Linked DNA regions of Mus musculus: regions 1 and 3 are each linked to region 2. The links are chromatin loops, found by intact Hi-C in ENCODE. Cell type or tissue: heart. All regions are shown on one strand. Region 1 holds the start of Cbfa2t2 (CBFA2/RUNX1 translocation partner 2). Region 2 holds the start of Zfp341 (zinc finger protein 341). Region 3 overlaps Gm39962 (a long non-coding RNA gene).

What was found. A loop is a pair of places that touch in the nucleus more often than their neighbours do. Peaks named below come from ENCODE experiments on the same cell type or tissue, not always from the same donor. Only the 100,000 strongest peaks of a DNase experiment are listed, where the experiment ranks them.
Region 1: it touches region 2 in a loop (2.5-fold over the local background); 4 of 42 quality-filtered maps call a loop at or near these places.
Region 3: a loop joins it to region 2, with 4 times the contacts of the local background. A loop is called at or near these places in 20 of 42 quality-filtered maps.

The regions. Positions count from the first base shown.
Region 1 is chr2:154,433,423-154,438,422 of GRCm38, forward strand. It overlaps Cbfa2t2 (CBFA2/RUNX1 translocation partner 2), which reads left to right and starts at 3,062. Exons shown (of 11, transcript NM_172860.2): 1 at 3,062-3,214. The coding sequence starts at 3,181. In heart, CTCF peaks have their summits at 2,838 and 3,132; a DNase peak (open chromatin) is centred at 2,889; H3K4me3 peaks cover 2,484 bases; H3K27ac peaks cover 2,101 bases.
Region 2 is chr2:154,610,941-154,615,940 of GRCm38, forward strand. It overlaps Zfp341 (zinc finger protein 341), which reads left to right and starts at 2,428. Exons shown (of 15, transcript NM_199304.1): 1 at 2,428-2,462. The coding sequence starts at 2,432. In heart, CTCF peaks have their summits at 2,363 (motif pointing left) and 3,074; DNase peaks (open chromatin) are centred at 2,491 and 4,491; H3K4me3 peaks cover 2,335 bases; H3K27ac peaks cover 2,916 bases.
Region 3 is chr2:154,414,844-154,419,843 of GRCm38, forward strand. It overlaps Gm39962 (a long non-coding RNA gene), which reads right to left. Exons shown (of 3, transcript XR_866871.2): 3 at 1,656-1,748. Among named protein-coding and RNA genes, the nearest start is that of Gm39962, 4.0 kb to the right of the region's middle. RefSeq lists a cis regulatory region at 4,561-5,000. In heart, a CTCF peak has its summit at 2,465 (motif pointing right); no DNase peak of the experiment used is centred here.

The DNA of each region.
Region 1 (5,000 bases), 180 kb before region 2:
GGGGGGGGCAATCAACAAGTAACCAACCACCACACCACATCACTATCATGAATAAATACATAAGTAAATAAATGTCAGTGGTGTTTCAACAAGGAACAAGGAGCTACTCCACAAGTCTGTAAGCCGCTCTCTCCCTGTCTTCTGGTGTTGATCATTCACTAGCAGGGGAAGTCACGTGGCCTAGACAGATGGCAGGCAGCATGCACTCTCTCTGCCTGCCCAGCTTTACTCTTGTTGTCACTAAAGACAAATACTGGGGGGACAAAAGGAAAAAGAAAAAAATTCAGCTTGGTATCATCATGTCTGGAGCCCCAGAATTTGGGATGCCAAGACATGCGACTTGTTAGGAGTTCCAGGACAGTCTGAGATATAGACTGAGAATCGTAAGGAAAAAAAAAATATTAATAAAATAAAGAACCAAACAAATAGCTCAGAGGTCCAAGCAATTTCTATTTCCTTAGGTCTATTTGAACCTGTAACCTTTGTTTGTTTACAGAGCCAGATATCAAATCTAGGGCATCAGTCCATGTTAGGGGGTTTCTTTTTTTCTTTTGGGAGACAGGACCTGACAGTAGCTCAGTCTGGCCCCATAGTAGCCATCTTTTTGTCTCACGATACACTTGATATATAGAATTCGTTGTCTTTTTAAATTATTTATTTTTATTTTATATGCATTAGTGTTTTGTCCACATGCACATCTGTGTGAGGGTGTCAAATCCCCTGGGACTGGAGTTACAGACAGTGTGAGCTGCCATGTGGGTGCTGAGAATTGAACCCTGGTCCTCTGGAAGAGCAGCCAGTGCCTGTAACCTCTGAGCCATCTCTCCAGCTTCTGTAACTGAATTCTACCCCCACCCCACTTCTTCTCCTTCTTTTTAAATATTTATTTATTTATTTTATATGAGTACACTGCCACTTTCTTCAATTACCCCAGAAGAGGGCATCAGAGCCTATTATAGATGGTTGTGAGTCACCATGTGGTTGCTGGAAATTAAACTGGACCTCTGGTAGAGCAGTTAGTGCTCTTAACCACTGAGCCATCTCTCCAGTCCCCCACAGGCACAGGGTTTCTCTGTGTAGCCCTGGATGTCTTGGAATATGCTCTGTAGACCAGGTTAGTCTTAAAGTCACTGAAAGCTACCTGCCTCTGCCTCCTGTGTGCTGGGATTAAAGATGTGTGCTGTTTTTTGTTTTTGTTTTTGTTTTCTTCTTTTTTCTTTTTTTTTTTTTTTCTGAGACAGGGTTTCTCTGTGTACCCCTGGCTGTCCTGGAACTCACTTTGTAGACCAGGCTGGCCTCGAACTCAGAAATCCACCTGCCTCTGCCTCCCAAGTGGAATTAAAGGTGTGTGCCACCACCGCCCTGCGTGTAGCTGAATTTTTGATCTCTTCCCAAGTGCCACTTTACGGGATTACAGGTGTGTGCCATTTCACCTGGCAATGCCACCGCGGCTCACCCAGTTTGGCCTCTAAATCATCATATAGGGCAACCTTGAACTGATGTCCTGCGTTTACCAACAATGCTGGAAGTACAGGTGTGACCCACCATGCCTGACCTTGTTGTATTGAGACAGTCTCACTATGTGGCCCTGGCTGGCTTTGGGTTGGCAGTTATTTTGCTAGTTTCCCTAGGGTGGGATTACAGGTCTGTGCCACTATGCCAGGCTGGCTTCATTTTAGTTATAGTTCCTGATTTTGAATCTTTGAGAGACAGAATGGCAGAGAACTCATGCTAGGATCAGAGTACTTTCTTGGGTTGCTCGGAGGATTTATGTTTTGAGTTTGCTAACAGAAATAGGTGGACAACCCAGTGGGAGAGACTCTAGCGAATGTGTAGAAAAGGGGAGAAACTGTATTTGGTACTGAGATGGTTAATTGCAGAGTGTATAAAAGCAGCTGTTGAAGACAGGCTAGTGACTCTTGCTTACAATCCCAGCACTTGGGAGGCCACGGGAGGAGGATGTGTGAGAGTTCCAGGCTTTTGTGGCTACACTGTGTGTTCCAGCCCAGCTAGACATACAAAATAGGCCCTTTTCAGAAACAACTTTTTGTGAGGCCTGCTGGTGTTATAGACACAGCTTTGGGAGATAGACTTAGAAGTATAGCTTAAGGTTCAAGGCTAACCTGGTGTAGGTCAGTGAGTTCAGAATAGCCAAATGTACATTATGACATTGTTTCAACAAACCAAAATAAACCTGCACTTAACCAGGCCTGGTAGTTCAGGCCTTTAGTCCCAAGCACTTGGGAGGTAGAGTTAGGTAGATAGATTATCTGTGAGTTCCAGGACAGCTAGAGCTACAAGTGAGACTGTGTCAAAAAACCACCACCAACAACAAAAAAACCCCTGCACATACACGTGCCCCTCCTCACAAACACAGACAAACCCCACAAAGCCCCTTGATCTGATACAGAAATCAGTAATGACAGCTAGTTGTTTTAAACATTTAGATTCCTATAGCCGCAAAAGATGTAGAAATCTGCGAGATAGCTAATTTGGCAAAGATGCTTGCTGTCAAACAAACTTGATGCCCGAAATTTGACCTGCTGGATCCACAGGGTGAAAGGAGAGCCTGCTCCCGACTTGTTCTCTGACATTCACATACATGCGTTGGACTCCCTCAAACATATACACGCACACATATGCAATAAGTCAATGTAAAAACAAATAAGTAAAAGGAGGAAAGAACAATTTTAACACCCAATACAACCGTCAAAGCGTTACAAGGCCTGCACCTGAAACGTCCCTCCCCGAAGCCCCGCCCCGGGACTCCGCCCCCGTTCCTAGGTTGCCGCCCAGGCCACATCCGGAAGTCTGGAGCTCGGAGAAGGGCGGCTCCCTGCGGCCACGCATAGCGCGCGGGAGGCGGGTCGAAGTGCAGGCCGCTCCAGGATAGGACGCAGCCTGGCGCGGAAGGGGCGGGCCAGGTCAGGAGGCGGTGCTTCGCGTGAGCGCCCTCGGGCCCGTCTTCCGCGTGCGTTGGTCTGCGCGCGGGAGCGCGCGGCGGGGGCGTGCCGGGGCTGTCTGGGGGCGGGGCGGCGCGCGGCCTAACGGCGGCGGCGGCAGCGGCGGCGGCGGCGCTGGTGCGGGCGAGTTCGGCGGGTGCAGGTCCCGGCCTGCGCCTGCGGAGGGCTCAGGCAGAGGGTCGAAGCGAGCGGCGCTCGCGACAGACTGCGCTCCGCGATGGTGGGCGTCCCTGGAGCGGCCGCCTTCCAACGTAAGTGGGGCGGGAAGGCGGACGGCTGAGGGGTGTGTGTTGAGGGGCCTGCTGCTCCATAGGCGGGAGGCTTTGCAGAGGCCCCCCGGCGGGAGGCCTGGGCAGGGAAACTGAGGCCGGGATTGGGGCACTGGATCCAAGGTCATGCGGCTCCCCGGCCTTCCGGGGCCCTCGGGGCTATCCCGGCGCTTCCTGTGGGGCTCGCGGCTCCGGGTGCTGAGCAGGACTGTGTGGAGCGGCCTTGGAGCTCAGGCCTGGCGGGCGCCCTATGGACTGTCCGCGAGAGAAGTATTGTTTTGTTTTCGCGGCATCGGGGCTGAAAGTCCGGTCCCGGGAAACACGCCGGAATTGGAGCGACGAGTGGTAGATGTTGGAGGATGCCGGGCTGATATTCCGGAGGGCCCTGTTGAATGTAGGCTCTGGGGTCGGACTGCTTTGGGTTCATGTCCTGGCTCCCTCGCGAGTAGGCTGTGACCTTGGCGCTCCAAAAGTCTCAGTTGCTCGATCTGAAAAATGGGTTGTGAGGAACGTACTCTGAATGCTCTGTAGTAGGGTTTAGTGAATCCAGTAAAATCCCCTGAACACACAGTTGCACATCATACTCAAGTGTGAAAACTCACTATCGTAATCACAGTTTGTTATGTGTGTTCCTCGGAAAAGTCCGAAGTTGGCGTCTGGTTGTGTTTTGTTAGTTTGTTTAATATTGTCTTTGACTAGTCCTACTATGTGACTCAGTTGTGTTTTTATTCTTACCTCCATTTCGCTATCCCATTTACAGACGTTCTTCCTAGAATTGTAAGATCCTTGGAGGAGGGATGGCATCGTTTAATAAGAACAATAAAAATTTAATTGTCATTAAAATAGCAGTAATAGCCAACATTACTTGAGCACCAGGCAATTTGCATTCGATTCATTTAATATTTATTAAATCATCTAAATACAAATTATCACTCTAAGTCCAGAGACTATGGCAACAAACTTGACAGACTAGATTCTGAATTTGAGTTTAAGAGAGGGACTCGTGCTTTGTGGATATTTCTTTGTCTATGCCAGGTGACAGTCTAAAAACAGGTATTTGAGGCACGTTGGAGGCTGAGTTTGAGGTCAGCCTGATCTATACAGGCCAGCCAGGGTTACATTGTGGCACCCTGCCCCAAACAAAACAAAATAACAAAAACAACAACAAAACCCTAAAAATAAAACAAAAAAATGAATAAAAGCTAACATCAGGTGTTGCAGGATGTCCGTTGTGCAAGGATAAAATGAGGCCTCTTGAGAGCTTTTAGCCCCTCCCCTCTTTGCTCTTCAGTTCAGCAGTTATAGCGGAGGATTCATACAGCCTTTTTCTTGGGCTCTCATTCCAAATTGAATGGAAAAAGATACAAACTAGATTTTCCCACCAATGCCTTCTGTAGTTAAGTGTGCTGTTGCTGCTCTCAATGGTCTTCTGAAGGGAGACAAGTAACCCTTAGGTTTGATGGTATCATATATAAGAAAAGTGGAAGAGAGGCGCTCGCCTTTAATCCCAGCACTCTGGAGGCAGAGGCAGGCGGATTTCTGAGTTCCAGGCCAGCCTGGTTTACACAGTGAGCTCCAGGACAGCCAGGGCTATACAGAGAAACCCTGTCTCAAAAAACCAAAAAACAACAACAACAACGAAACAAACAGAAGAAAAGTGGAAGAAACTTTTACCCGAATTTAAATTCATTTACTTAAAGCAGTATTGGGGATTGCACTCAGGGCCTTGTGCTTTATGTACCATGCTGATCTGTATCCCCAGCCCTTT
Region 2 (5,000 bases):
CTACCACCACTAAAACAAAAACACTCTTCACAGACTTCACAGGCCAGGCAGTCCTTTTCCTGTAACTTCTGCAGACCCAGAGCTCACTCCAAATGCTAAAGCCCTTTTTCTACCTTCTTTCCAGGAATAAAACCAGAATTTCTTCTTTTCTATTTTTAACATCACCATTGACCCATTGGCCTCAGATTTTGATTTCTTCCCTAAAATTTCATCTGGCATTGCTTTTATCATTATTATTATCGTTATAATGTATCTGGTCATTTAATTCAACTTTTAATCATTGGGTCTGGAGAACAGTGCAGTGGTTAAGAGCACTTGTTCATGCAGAAGACCCAGGATCCATTCCAAGCGCCCATATGGTGGCTCACAACCCTCCATCACTCCAGTTCCAGGGGATCCAACATCTTCTAGCCTCCAGGGCACTGCATGCATGTAGCACACAGCTATATATGCACATAAAACATCCACACACAAAATAATAGAAGTGAAGATATAATTTTTAAAAATTTACTTGTTTGGGGCTGGTGAGATGGTGTGTGAAGTCAGCTACAGTGTACTTATGTATAATAATAAATAAATCTTTGGGCCAAGAGCAAGCAGAGGTCCAAAAAATTCAATTCCCACAACCACATGAAAGCTCACAACCATCAGTACAGCTATATACAGTGAACTCCCATACATAAAATAAATAAATAAATCTTTTTTAAAAATTACTTGTTTGTTGAGCACCTACGATATGCCAGGTATTGTTCTAGGTTCTAGAAACATAGCCAAGACCAAAAAAAAAAAAAAATTGTCTTCAGTCATAATCTATCAGAAAACATAGGCCATAGACCAGGAAGTAAATGAGGGGTGGAGAAGAGGAGCCATGGCTTCAGATAATTTTTATTCTGGTACAAGGAGAAGCTATGTTAGTCAGGGTAGTTGGTCAGGAAAGGCCTCTTTGAGGAGGTAGATGACCCAAGAAGCAGTGGTGTCAGCTGTTAGGAAGGGTAATGGAAGCTGGAGAGAATAGTAAGTACAAAAACTGAGGTCAAAATTAAAGGTCAAGGGTTGAGGTGGAGCTAAAGTAGATCACCAGCTTAGCATTCATTCACCAGGCTCTGTATGCAGCCCTGCCCTCTTCGAGCCCCACACACTCAGGGCAGCTGACACTATTAAGTGAGACTATTAAGTGAGCCAGCATTACAGAACTTTGTGCAACAGAGGACAGTTAAGTCAGAAACTCACAACTAGTTAAAGTGTCAGTAGAGTGTTTAGCCACAGTAGGACTTCTATCTCATCTTTTCCTCTTTCCAAGACTCAGGCATCATGGTGAATGTCGGGGTGGAAAGATATAAGAGCCAGAGTTTGGGGAGGCCTGGGGTGAAATCGTGTCTTGGAAATGGCAGGGCTACAGCACTTGCAAACTCAGACCAGCTGTAGCTTTCTCCACCTGCACAGGATCAAGCCAGTCATCATTCCAGAATGCATGGATGAGGACCTCACAAATCCCCAGAGGTCTGTCTTGGGAGAGAAAGTCCTCTAAGTGTATATGTAGTCCCTGATAAACCATGTTCCAGTGGATGACCCCACACTGACACACTGATCAATATAATGTACCAGCAGTTCAAATTGGACTTCATGGATTATAAACAAAACTTAGAGACGGCTCAGCTGGTAAAAGCACTTGCTGCTGGACTGAGTTCAGTGCCAGGGTCTCACATGATGGAGGGAAGAGAATCGATTCCGGAACGTTGTCCTCTGATCTTCACACATGTGTTTTGTTGTGTGTCTGTGTGTAGATATATGCCATGTGTGTCCATATACACAAAACAAAATTAATAATAAATGTAAAAACGACGACATGAAGTTGGGAGTGGATCCCCTCCCTATGAGTTTGAGCTAGGAATGGCTGAAATGGTAATAGGGTCGTCAAAGAAATGGGGTCTCAGAGAATCACAGTCGAGAGGTGTGTGAATGGGAATGGAGGTCCCTCCAAAGCTGGAAATTGGGGTTAAGAAGAGCACTGAGGGAATCTAACATAAACTGAGGAATTAAGACCAGAGATAGGAGTCCTTCGAGAAGGCTGCTTTCCAATCAGCGTGGCACAGTTGCAAGGTGTGGGGTGTCCATGTAACAGACAATCTCGGTGAGGTGGGTTGGTGTTGCAACCTTGAAGAAGACTGTGTGCAGCGATCATGGGGTGCGTGTTGAAGAACTGGGGTCGGTGTCCGCGTTGGGAGGCGATGTGCGAGCGCCGGACGTATGTCTGTGTAGAATTGGAACTACTAGGGGACTGGGTCTCCGGCCGGACAGCGGGGCAAGCTGTTTCCGGGGCAGGGGCTTCGGCGTCGGCTCCTGGGCGCCCCCTGGCGGCCCCGACCCCGCCGCGGTTCTCACAATGCTTGCGTAGCCCCGCTCCGACTCCCCGGGCGGCGGCAGCTCCAAGATGGCGCAGGCGATCTTCGAGGCCCTGGAGGGTGAGCGCGTCGGGCCGGGGCAGCGGCTGTTCCGCGTGGCGCCCCCTCCCGCCGCGCCCTCGCAGCGCCGGGCCCAGGGCGCGTGGAGGCCGCGGGGCGGAGGGCGGAGGGCGTCCGGGCCGGAACAGCCGCGGGGCGGGAGGGGGCGGGAACAGCCTGGGAGCGCCGGCTCTGCGGGGAGGGGGCCTCGGGACCGGAACAGCGCGGCAGTCGAGGCCGCCGGCGCGGGAGGGTGCACGCCCAGGAAACAGCCGGGGGCCTGGGCCTGGAGAGACGGCGGTGCGGGAGGGCTGGGCGGCTCAGCTGCCCAGTCGGGCGCCCGAACCACTCAGAACGTCCCGAGACCCACGGTGGCCTCCGGGCTGGGATGTAGTCCTACTAAGTCCAGAGCAGAGAAGGAGGCGCCGCCTGTGTGCACAGCGGAGTCTGGGAGAGACCACCGGCCCAAACCAGTAAACACAGGGCACCCACCGTGCTCCGATCTGAGCCCTGCACGCGTGTGCCTGCTTGGGCTACTCTGGTCTCCGATCGAATCGGATTCGATTCTGTGATCTGCAAGATCGCCGTGGTGCATGGGCCCCAGGCTCTGGAGAAAGGGAGCTCTGAGCGCCACCATGTGCACCTGCTGGAGTTTAACAACAAAGGATGGCTCTAGAGACAGGAGAGGAGTTGGACACAGTAGTAGCCTTGTGGGTGGAGGGTGGAGTGAACAGCCCGAGTGGAAATCTGTGGGCCGGGCCGGCAGAAGGAAACCAAGGCTTGTAGTTCACTAGCTTCTTGGAGGATGAGCTCTCACCTGAGTCTTACCTTTGAAAGAAATCCAGTGATTCTTACTAAGCCAGATTCACTTGTCCTCATCCTCCTTCATTACTACCCCACCTCACCCCGCCGTCAGAATTGTGGGAAAGAATAGTAAAAGAAGGCAATCTCAGGCAGGGTTTGCCGTGCATGCTCATAATCCCAGCGGTTGGAAGACAGGCAGGAAGATCGTTAGCCTCGGCCACATAAGGATTTTGAGGCCAGCTTTGGCACCATGAGACTTTCAAAAACCAATTAGGAATATATGTGTACATACATATACTCAATAACAACTTTTTTTAAAAGGCCATGACTTTGAAGGAGAGTGGAGAGGTTATATGGGAGGTTTGGAGGGAGAAAAGTGAAGGGCGGAATGTCCTAATCAAATTATAATCTCAAAAGTATTAAAAATATCATTGTACAGAAAATAAAAGGGGGGAAAAACCACAAAACAACGGGAACTCAAAAAAGAAGACTGCAAAGGTGACCCCAGCTGGTGTGTTCTGTGAAGAAAATAGCAGGGGTGGTGTGGATCTGGGTGGTCAGTCAGGGTCGTGGGTGTTCGTTCCCTTTTGGAGGACAGTGGGGTATTGCGTGTGGTCAGGTCGTGGGTGTTCATTCCCTTTGGAGGACAGTGGGGTATTGCATTGTTTAAACGTTTCGTACAAGCATATGCTTGTGTATTAGCTAAAGAAAAAATTAAATAGGATTCGAGAAGTGTAGTTTCACTGGCCTTGAAAGGTCCCCAGGACCAAAATAAATAAAATTTCTACGAGAAGAACAGCAGGTGTGTGGCGATCCAAATAAAAGGGCATCGGAAGGACCAGGTGGTGGAAGCCAGGGAGAACAAGATTTCCCATAATTCCCGGTGCAGTGTAGCGGAGCGGCTTGAGAAAAGCCCTCCTCAGATCTGATGAGGCTTCTGAACTTTATCTTGGGATCAGTGTGGTGCTAAAAAAAGGTTTTCATCAGGGGAGCCACATCATCTGATGTATGTTTTATAAAGTTCACCCCGGCTTCTGGGGAATGCGGGGGGGGGGGGGGTATGGTGAAGGGCAGCAGGGAGTGTAAGGAGCTCGGCCAAGCGGCTGGAGAGGGTGGATCCCAGATATATTTGGGAAGCAGAATAGGTTAGATTTGCCAAAAGTCTAGAAATGTCAGGAAGGAAGCAGTGGGGTGAGGGAAGATTCCGGGAGCGCACCAGGGGCCTTGATGGGAAGGAAGGAAGGAAGGGCAGTGTGCCCGGCTTGTACTGATGGACTTCACCAGAAGGGAAAGGAGCGGAGGGTGGAACGTTTAATTAAGGGCTTTATGTTTTCGACCTTTTTTTATATGTATGGTCTGTATGTGTGCATACTTAGGTCACAGCATGCATGTGGAGGTCAGAGAACAACTTGCAGGAGTCAGTAGGTCCTAGAAGCCAAACTCAACTTGCCAAGTGCCTTCACCCACTGTGTGAACCCATCTCACAGGCCCAATATTTTATCTTGAAAAAAAATTTTTTTTTGTTTTTCCTCCTGAAGTTCTAATAGACAGAGTGATTCCAAGAACCCGACTTCTCCCGGTGATAACAGCTTGTGTTCTTCATGCTATGGAGCCTCACTGCCCACAGTTCAGGAAGCCTGCGTCACTTCCAGCCACATCCTCCCTTCTCTCACCCTCCTTTCTCCTGACTTTATCTGTTCCTCACCTGTGAAATAGACTATTATCAAAGTGAGCCACAAGAGCCTTGACACACGT
Region 3 (5,000 bases), 200 kb before region 2:
AGAACCAAACACTTATTAAGTATCATCAGTGAATACTCTGGCACTCTTGCCTTCTACTGCAGATGATTAGACTGGCCGGAAGAGGTCAATACTCCATGACTCCCAAGGATCTGACTGGGCGTTGTAGCTCCGTATCCACCCCTCTGTGACAGTGAGGAGTCATATACAGCACATGTTAGCTGGGCGTGAGGCAGAGCAGGCAGATCTCTGTGAGTTCAAAACCAGTCTGGTCTACAGTCTAGTGAGTTTTAGGACAGCCAGGGCTGTTACAGAGAAAGTCTGTTTCAAACAAAGTAAAACATAACAAATTAAGTTGTAAAGGAGACATTTGGGAGACATTTGATCCCAGAACGGAATCAGTGGGAATAGAAGTGGAACAGAGAGAGGAGTGGAGAGAAGATATGATCAAAATACTTATATGCATATATGAAAATGTCAGGGCTGGAGAGATGGCTCAGTGGTTAAGAGCACCGACTGCTCTTCCGAAGGTCCTGAGTTCAAATCCCAGCAACCACATGGTGGCTCACAACCACCCATAATGAGATCTGACGCCCTCTCCTGGTGCATCTGAAGACAGCTACAGTGTACTCACATATAATAAAATAAAATAAATAAATCTTTTAATAAAAAAAAAAAAAAAAAAAAGAAAATGTCATAGTTTTAAATCTAGCATCATGCACAATTAATATATGCTATTATGAAAACCATTTAAGAGGGGCTGGAGAGGGCTGGTGAGATGGCTCAGCGGGTAAGAGCACTGACTGCTCTTCCAAAGGTCCTGAGTTCAAATCCCAGCAACCACATGGTGGCTTACAACCACCCATAATGAGATCTGACACCCTCTTCTGTGCGTCTGAAGACAACTACAGTGAACTTATAAATAATAATAAACAAATCTTAAAAAATAAAATAAAATTTCACTCCCAAAAAAAAAAAAAAAAAAAAGAGGGGCTGGAGAGATGGCTCAGTGGTTAGAGTATTGGCTGCTCTTCCTAGAGGTCATGAGTTTAATTTCCAGCAGCCATATGGTGGCTCACAACCATCTATAATGGGATCTGATGCCCTCTTCTGGTGTGTCTGAAGATAGTGACAGTGTACCCATATACTTAAATTATATAAATAAAAATAAAATTTAAAAATCTTAAAAAAAAAAAAAGAAGAAGAGAAAAGAAAACCATTTCAGACAACTGTGATGGCATAGGCCTTTAATCCCAATACTCGGGGGGCAGAGGAGGGCCAGACTGGTCTACATAGCGAGTTCCAGGCCACCAGAGCTAAGTAGTGAGACCCAGTCTCAGAAATAGCTGAGAGAAATCTGGAGGGATGGTTGAGCAGTCAAGACTGCTTGCTTCTCTTGCAGAGGACCAAGGTTGGGTTCCTAGCACCTACATGGCAGCTCATAACCATCTGTAACTACAATTCCCAGAGACAAATGCCCTCTTTTGACCTCCATGGGCACCAGGCAAGTACTTAGAGTACATGCATGCAGTCAGCCACCATGCCTGGCTAATAACACATTTCCATAATCTTAGCATTTGGGAGGAGAAAGTAAGAGAATCAGGAATTCAAGTCCAGCATTGGCAACAAGGCCAGCCTGGGCTGGGCTACATGATACCCAGCCTCAAAAAAAAAAAAAAAAAAAAAAAAAAGCCAGGCATGGTGGGATGTCTTTAATGCCAGCACTTGGGAGGCAGAGGCAGGAAGATGACCACAGGTTTTGAAACTAACAAAGGTTTCGCCTTGAGATCCTGTATCAAAAGAAAAAGAAAATAGATAAACCAATTAATTATGTACGTTAATATAGGATATAATTACATAAGTTTAATTAATCAAAGGGAGCTCAAAATCACCTCAGCATCGTTATAGAAAGCATACCAGAATGAATTTACAACACGCTGAGCCGTGGTGGCGCACACCTGTAATCCCAGCACTTGGGAGCAGAGGCAGGCAGATTTCTGAGTTCGAGGCCAGCCTGGTCTACAGAGTGAGTTCCAGGGCACCCAGGGCTACACAGAGAAACCCTGTCTTGAAAAAAAAATTATAACATGTAATCTGTTTTAACATAATGGACTGTGTAATGCTTTTACCTGTGTTTACAGATTCTGTCAAGGACATACATGTTTACATAATGAAGCAGAGGAGGTCTGCCAAGGCAAAGAATCTACCTTTTATGATAGAGTCAATAGAAGCCAGAAAGGTGTTCATCATTCAGGTTCCTGGTCTAAGCAATACTTCAACAAGCCTTATCCCTGCAGCCCAGAAGCAGGCACTGGAAAAAGGCCCTGTTTAGGGCTCCAGACAGACTAATGCTTAATTCAGGATGCAAAGATTCTGCCTTCAAGGTCCACATCCCAAAACACCAGCTGGGCAGGACAGCCTGAGTTCCTGGGGAATCAGTGCCATCCTTATCCTTTTTCTTTCAAATTAAAACTTTTGTCTTGGAGTGGAGGGAATACCAGCAGGGGGCAGCAGACAGTCGGGGAGTGCCTAGTGCAGGGTCCTGGCCTGGTTTAGAACAATTCCCTTTGAAAACAAGGGAATAAGTAACAAAAGTAGAAAAGGAGTGGGCTTCTCCTTTCTTCTTTTTCTCCTTCCTCTCTTCCATGTCTCCCTCACCCTGTTCTCCCGCTTTATCTTTCGTTTCTTTCACAAAGGATCTACCAGCATAGCCTCAAACTGAAAAATCTTCCCTCCTTAGCTGTCCAAGTTCAGGAATCACAAGCCAAGACATCTCCCTTGTTGTGTTTTGTTTTGTTTTGTTTTGTTTTTGCTTTGCTTTTGTTTTTGTTTTTTGGGTTTTTTTGTTTGTTTTAGATTTATTTTATTTATATGCGTACACTGTAGCTGTCTTCAGATACACCAGAAGAGGGTATTGGATCCCATTAGAGATGGCTCTAAGCCGGCATGTGGTTGCTGGGAATTGAACTCAAGACCTCTGGAAGAGCAACCAGTGCTCTTAACAGCTGAGCCATTTCTCTAGCCCTCTCCCTCTTTTTTTTTTTGTTTGTTTGTTTGTTTGTTTGTTTGTTTTTTGGAGACAGAGTTTCTTCTTATAACTCTGGCTGTTCTGGAACTCCCTCCAGGCAGACTTTGAGATCCATTTGTTCAAAAACAGTTTGAGTATTAGATTCCATTATAGATGGTTGTGAATCACCTTGTAGTTGCTTAGATTTGAACTCAGGATCTTCAGGATCTATTGAAAGAGCAGTCAGTGTTCTTAACCACTGAGCCATCTTTCCAGCCCTTGAGATCCCCCTATAAGGGCAGGGTCAGGGGTGATAGCACCTGGACCCAAGAGTGAGGAACTTGGGGCCCAAGGTAGCCCGTGGGGTAGATAAGAGCAAGATTGTATCCTGTGGAAGGGCGGTCAGAACAGGTGTTTAGGAGGTTGGCGAAGCAGGGTTTCAAGTTCAGCACAAGTTGGAAAGTGTGGTTTGTGGACGCACTAAGCTTGGGAAACAGAAAGGTATCCTTGTAAGGTATGGAGACCTAACAATGGCTCCTGGTGTGGTTTCAAGGTAGGTCCGTCGGTGCAGTGCTCCTTTAGCATGCGTGGAGCCCTGAGGTCAACCCCCAGAACATACAAAAATAAATAGTAAACTAAGTGCGGTGGTAAGAGGATCTGGGCCAATCTCAGCTACAAAGCCTGTTAAAGGTGAACACGGGCTACATGAAACCCTGCTTTTAAAAAACAGAAACAAAACAAGGGGCTGTGACAGAGCTTAGTTAATGGAGTACTTGCTTAGCATGTAGGAACACCTGGGTTTAATGCTCCCACGTAAACTAGGTGAAGCAGCACAGGCCTGTAGTCCCAGCAGTTGGGTAGTGCAGCAGGACCCGAAGTTCAAGGTCATTCTCAGCTACACAGTAAGTAGGAAGCCAGCCCTAGATACACCAGACCCTACCTCGACAAAGTATATAATAATAGTAATATCTCATTCAAATTTCTGCTACTGGCTTGAGGACCGCTTTATTGAGATTAATACTGTTATTACTATGTTTGAAGAACTAGTCATTTTATTCAGCAAGAAATTTTTTTCTTTCTTTTTGGTTTTTGGAGACAGTGTAGTCCTGGTTCAGCAAGAATTTATTTATTTGTTTTTTTGTTTGTTTGTTTTTTTTCATGTGAGTACACTGTTGCTGTCTTCAGATACACCGGATGAGGGTATCAGATCCCATTACAGATGGTTGTGAGCCACCACGTGGTTGCTGGGATTTGAACTCAGGACCTCTGGAAGAGCAGCCAGTGCTCTTAACCGCTGAGCCACCTTTCCAGCCCTCAGTAAGAATTTTAAACATCTTTTAAAAATACAACTTATTTTTCTTTTCTGTGCATTAGTATTTTGCCTGCATGTATATCCATGTGAAGGTAGGTGTCAGGTTCTCTGGAACTGGCGTTACAGATAGCTGTGAGCTGCCATGTGGTTGCTGGGAATTGAACCTGGGTCCTCTGGAAGAGCAGCAAGTGCTCGGAAGCACTGAGCCGTCTCTCCAGCCCCACTTTATGCCAGCATGCAGGAGCCAGAGGCAGGTGGATCTCTAGGAATCTGAGGCCAGCTTAGTCTATATCGCCAATTCTAGGCCAGCCAAAGCTCGATAGGGAGGCCGTGTCTCAGAAATGGGGGAAGAGGGGGCTGGTGAGATGGCTTAGTGGGTAGAGATGGCTTAGAGCACTGACTGCTCCTCTTCATTTTGAAGGTCCTGAGTTCAGGTTCTGGCAACCACATGGTGGCTCACAACCATTCCTAGTGAGATCTGATGCCCTCTTCTGGTGTGTCTAAAGATGGCTACACTGTACTTACATGTAATAAAACAATCAATCTTAAAAAAAAAAGAAAGAAAGAAAGAAATGGGGGAAGAGGGGAATGAGGGGAGCAAAGGGCCAACTCTTTGGCTCCAGAATTTTCCTTTCTGCTTTTCACCACCCAAAGTCAGGGATTTCCTAAAAGCCTGCCCCTAGTTACACACACAGCTCCCCCTTTCTGTGGTTCTCCTCACAT